Linked DNA regions of Homo sapiens: region 2 is linked to region 1. Evidence: read pairs that join two places in POLR2A ChIA-PET (ENCODE). Cell type or tissue: GM12878. All regions are shown on one strand.

Region 1 (2,500 bases):
CAAGTCAGGGAGTTGGCCAACTGCTGTAGAAATCTTCAAGACACCGTTGGGCACTAAGTTTTTTGTTTTGTTTTGTTTTCTTATGTTTGTTTGTCCTCCCCCTCCCTATTAGAACATGATGAACCAACTTGCAACAATTGTGAATAGAGCTATCTGTATACTGGGGAAGTCCTCAAACTGCAGTGTGATTGTGGGAAGTAGTGAATGGTAAAACACTTAAATCCCAGTTAAAGCTGACACATTTGAGCTATACCCCCTATTTTTTCTTAAACCCAATAAATTTTGATTAAGAGAGTCATTCCCTTTTTGCTCTAGCCCATCTCACAGCACACTTATCTTTCCTATCCTATCTCCAGCAGGAATCAGATCATTTGCAGAAAGAGTTCAGTGACTTGCAAATGAGCACATACAGTACACTGTGTATGTTTCTGGGCACAGGTGGCAGCAGCAACATGGACTAACTGCTTGGAGCTTCAAATAAGTTAAGAATTTAATGGCAGATACTGAAAGGAATCATTGTATTAAGGGTATAATCTTTTGTTTTGCAGCATTGCACTTTGACTATGGAAACAGAGGCTATTGATGGCTATATAACGTGTAAGTATTAGTTTTCATTGATTTGTTATTGGTAATAAAGTTGCCTTTGTATTACCTGTGTTTTAATTCCTGGATTATGAAACTTTATTGAGAATTCTGTACTCTTTTTTCTCTCTGTTCACAATTTCACCTTTGAATGAGTTTGAGAAAATGACAGCACTGAAGTGAAATAAGAAGGAAATATAGAAACATACTAAGTTAAGTAGTGTACTTAAATCAATAGTAGCTAGCAGTTCAACACTTTCCTACTTTTTATAATTTACTTTGTTGTAAGTTGAGAATAGGCCAGGTTTCATATATGTCTATTAATATGGTGTGTACTAAATATTTACTTCTCTGTAACCTAATTTTTCAGACATATTATGTGAAAGAGAATTAGCTTTCCTAACTTGACATTTCTTTAGCTACCTGTCTTTTCCATCCTCTCTCTGATAGCCAGCATTTTGGAAAATGCTCATTATAAATTCTGTGTGCTTAACAATTAAATTAGATGTTAAAAGAAAAGTTATTTCTTTCAACTGAAAGATACTTTAGAAATCAACAACTTATGTATTGAGATAATAAAGTTTTGTTAATTTTTTTTATTGTGGGTTGATTATGGCTTCTCATCATTTCATTCAACTGTATATTTCTAAATGATATTTCCTTATAGTTTCTAAGGGAAAAATGTATTACCTTACAGTTTGAAGGCTATGCATGCCATTGCGTGTATAAAGCAAAGTTAGTAATTACATCTTATGTGACAATGAATAGAAACCAAAAGATTATATTTTGTGAAAGCAGGTGACAATGAGCTTTCACCCGAAAGGGAGCACTCCAATATGGCAATTGACCTCACCTCAAGCACACCCAATGGACAGCATGCCTCACCAAGTCACATGACAAGCAGTAAGTCTTCATTTTATGATTTTTTTTTGTGTGTGTGTGTCTCTCCAGCAACAGACTTTAATTTGTTAGGTCTGTGGGGTCCTCTCACATTGTGGTATAGCTACTGTTATAGATTTTGCTAAAGAAAGAACAACACAGATTTATTCCTGTTCATTCTAGTATTATAAAACATGAGCCTGCTTACTAGTCTGAACTATCCCAAGGTGGCATTTGGGAGCTGGTGCTTACCTGTATCAGGTAAGAAAGGTTAGAATTTGCTGGTTGTTGTTTTGACTTGCCAGGTTTATGACTGGATTTTTTGTTGTTGTTGGGTAAAAAATGTGGAAACGTCACTTCCAAAGGACTCTTCACAGTTAAAAAATGAAATAATTTTATGTTGCCTTGGTAGAAAGCTAAACCGTCAGTGATAAAATTACAGTGTTACTTGCTTTTAAAAAATGTGAAAGTTTCTTCTCCAAAGCATTGGAAGTGAAGTGTAATTGAAAATTTATAGAACTCATTTATATCCATTTCTGTAGCAAAGTTGAAAGGCTTTTGTCCAGAGAAGAACTGATAAAATTTGGAAAGATGTTTTGAATTTGTAGGAAAAGACAGTTTTGGCTACTGTTTTTGATAAAGGGTCATTTACTGATGTAATATACATTGTTTTTATGTAATAAGATGCAACTTACATGCTGTCAGTGACAGAAGACAAAATACTTTATTAAGAATATGGTTGCTTTTTTCTTAATTATAATATTTTATCAGTTTAGTTATCAAGTGCAAGTGCTTTATTACTCTTACTCAAAAGTAATTTGAAATCTTGTTTTCTTTATACTTTAGATTTATATTTTATTCTTACATGTTATAGAAAGGACATTGGACTTACATGTAAATATAATTAAATTTACAAGTTTTCTGTTTTGGCAATATGTGAAGGAAAGGCATTCTCTTTCCTTCCCCCCCCCCGAAGATTTAATAACTAAGAAAAGTGAATCATGTACTTAATTATGAGCATATTTGTAAATGTATTCTG
Region 2 (2,500 bases), 110 kb after region 1:
CCCAATTAAATAGCCTAGTTTATATTTTGTTCAGTTATGCCTTCACCTATTATGAGAAAATTCCTGTAAAGTATTATGACTCATCCTATGTTTAAATATATTTCCACATTTATCTTTAATAGAATTTCAAACTAACATGCATTTTTAAGGTATATGCTACATGCCCTCAGAGAAACTGGTAAGACAAGATGGTCTTCTTCATATCTTCAAATTTCTTAAAAATAAAAAAAAAAAATTACCATGTGGCTTGGATCAAGATGGAGCTCATCTTTGACCATATTGTTTAAAGAAACAACATAATGTTAGTTGCTCTAGTTTTAAATCTCATAGAAATAGTCTCTTAATTTGTCATGAGAGTAGTGTACCCTCAAACGCATTGTTGTCTCTTACTAAGGAATTTATTATCACAATCACATCGTTTCTTTAAATTGACAACTGATCAGTGATTTCATAAGCTAAAGTATTTTCTAATGTACTGTAGCATTTGTCATCACTTACTCTCTTTTATAATACACCAGTTTCTATTTTGTTTTATTTAAATTATCTTCCCTTCTTCTTTTGAGTGTTGTGGTCTGCTCTTTCTTGTCTTTCTTATAATTCTTTTTCCCTCAATCCTTCATCCATTTGCTTCCATATTACTTCACTTTTTTTTTTTGTAATGACTTCCAGAAAAAAAGTACATAAATAACTTCTTCAGTGTATGTATCATGCAAAATGTTTTGTATAAGATGGGATAGCTGCAAGTTATACACCTTTGGATATTAATAGTAGTGATAGTTTTGTGGAATGATTGAGGACAAAAATTTCTGAAAATTAGGTACTTGGCCAGAAGATTATGATAATCGGTTGTTTTCCTATTTACATTATTTTAAAACCAGACCAGCTGGACACGGTGGCTCACGCCTGTAGTCTCAGCACTTTGGGAGGCCGAGACGGGCAGATCACGAGGCCAGGAGATCGAGACCATCCTGGCTAACACGGTGAAACCCCGTCTCTACTCAAAATACAAAAAAATTAGCTGGGCGTGGTGGCAGGCCCCTGTAGTTCCAGCTACGGGAGGCTGAGGCAGGAGAACGGCGTGCATCTGGGAGGCGGAGCTTGTAGTGAACAGAGATCCTGCCACTGCACTCCAGCCTGGGTGACAGAGTGAGACTCTGTCTCAAAAAAGAAAAGAAAAGAAAAGAAAACAAAACAAAACAGACCACCATGACTTTTTTTTTTTTTTTAAGGATAGAAACATTGAATTAAATTATGCTGGTTTAGAAATTGAATCCAGTGCAGCTCATTCATAATAGTGATGGTGCATTAAATGTAGTATAATTTGTCTTGCAGGCTTCTCATGAGAAGGAACTATTTTAAACTGATTGTAGACCTGGCACCTGGCCCACTTTCTGGGTGATCTCCCAAGTGTGAACTTTCCCTACCCTTAGCCCCTCCTTTCCTTCCTGGAGGTGGCTGATAGAGGTGGATTATACTGATAATTACACAAGCAGTGTCAGTTGCACACATGATTTGCATAACTGTGCTGTGCTGATTTCATCCATCAAATTCTGATACTGATGCCTTTGGTGCCTCACTGTATGCTTTGCAATAAACACTGAAGAAAGGAGATGGGATTAATATTTTCATTCTTGACTCTTAAAACACACACTTGAGGTCCTACTCATTGAAATTTACCTAGAAGGTAAAAGCCACTTTCAGTCAGGCCGGCTGTAAGACAGCCCATTTGATTTCCACCAGGTAGAACGCCTCTTTCCCCCTACCCCAGACCAATAACCATTATGTATCTACTCTTCGTTATTGTTTCTAATAAAAGAAAGTAAAACTTTTAATAGCATATACAATCACATCTTTTATGAATTGTAGTAGTCATGCTTCTTTCAGACCCTATTTCTAGAAGGAATTAATAAGCCTTTCTTTTATAATTCTATGCAGCTCTTTTCACTTTGGTGCAAGTCATTTAGAAGATCAATTTATTGTAGGAAGCTTTCCTTCCTCCTTTATTATCAGGAGTTCTAAAGAAATGGACAAGATTCTTAGCTGCTTTCTCATTGTTCTGAATAATCTACACTGTCCTCATTCCAAAGCTTGCTACCACAGTTTTGTACCCTGCATGGATTTAGTGTGGACAGTCTTAACTTTGGCCATTTCACATTTTCCCTTCCACACCATGAGTCTGCAGGCCTGGCATGTTTGGAACTCCACAACAGAAGTGGAGAGGCTGCACGCAAACTTTATTACTCACCTAGTATCCAGAAGGGCATGACACACTGGGACTTGTGTGTGTGTGTGTGTGGTGTGTTTTGTTTGGATGTTTTTTTCTAACCTAACCTTTACCATTTCTTTCAATTTTTCCTACTTGATCTGTGTATGTGAGTCAAAGAAACCTGTTCATCCACAGCCTATACTATCTTGCCAAATACTGTAAGAAAACTCTCAAATGGTAGAAAATCAGACAAATAAGAAAGATAAAAACCAAGTATCATTCATCATAAGCATG

Evidence for each region. ChIA-PET counts read pairs that join two places held together with the same protein. Peaks named below come from ENCODE experiments on the same cell type or tissue, not always from the same donor. Only the 100,000 strongest peaks of a DNase experiment are listed, where the experiment ranks them.
Region 2: POLR2A ChIA-PET joins it to region 1 with 16 read pairs; 8 of 35 experiments call an interaction of 5 or more read pairs at or near these places.

Annotation. Positions count from the first base shown.
Region 1 is chr2:213,146,693-213,149,192 of GRCh38, reverse strand. IKZF2 (IKAROS family zinc finger 2) reads left to right here. Exons shown (of 9, transcript NM_001387220.1): 3 at 549-597; 4 at 1,381-1,485. The coding sequence starts at 564. Among named protein-coding and RNA genes, the nearest start is that of IKZF2, 3.7 kb to the left of the region's middle. RefSeq lists an enhancer at 1,658-1,707. In GM12878, no CTCF peak of the experiment used is centred here; a DNase peak (open chromatin) is centred at 1,426; H3K4me3 peaks cover 2,183 bases; H3K27ac peaks cover 1,842 bases.
Region 2 is chr2:213,036,740-213,039,239 of GRCh38, reverse strand. All of the region lies in intron 6 of IKZF2 (IKAROS family zinc finger 2), which reads left to right. Among named protein-coding and RNA genes, the nearest start is that of MIR4776-2, 110 kb to the right of the region's middle. RefSeq lists an enhancer at 1,088-1,357. In GM12878, no CTCF peak of the experiment used is centred here; a DNase peak (open chromatin) is centred at 1,449; H3K4me3 peaks cover 1,120 bases; H3K27ac peaks cover 2,022 bases.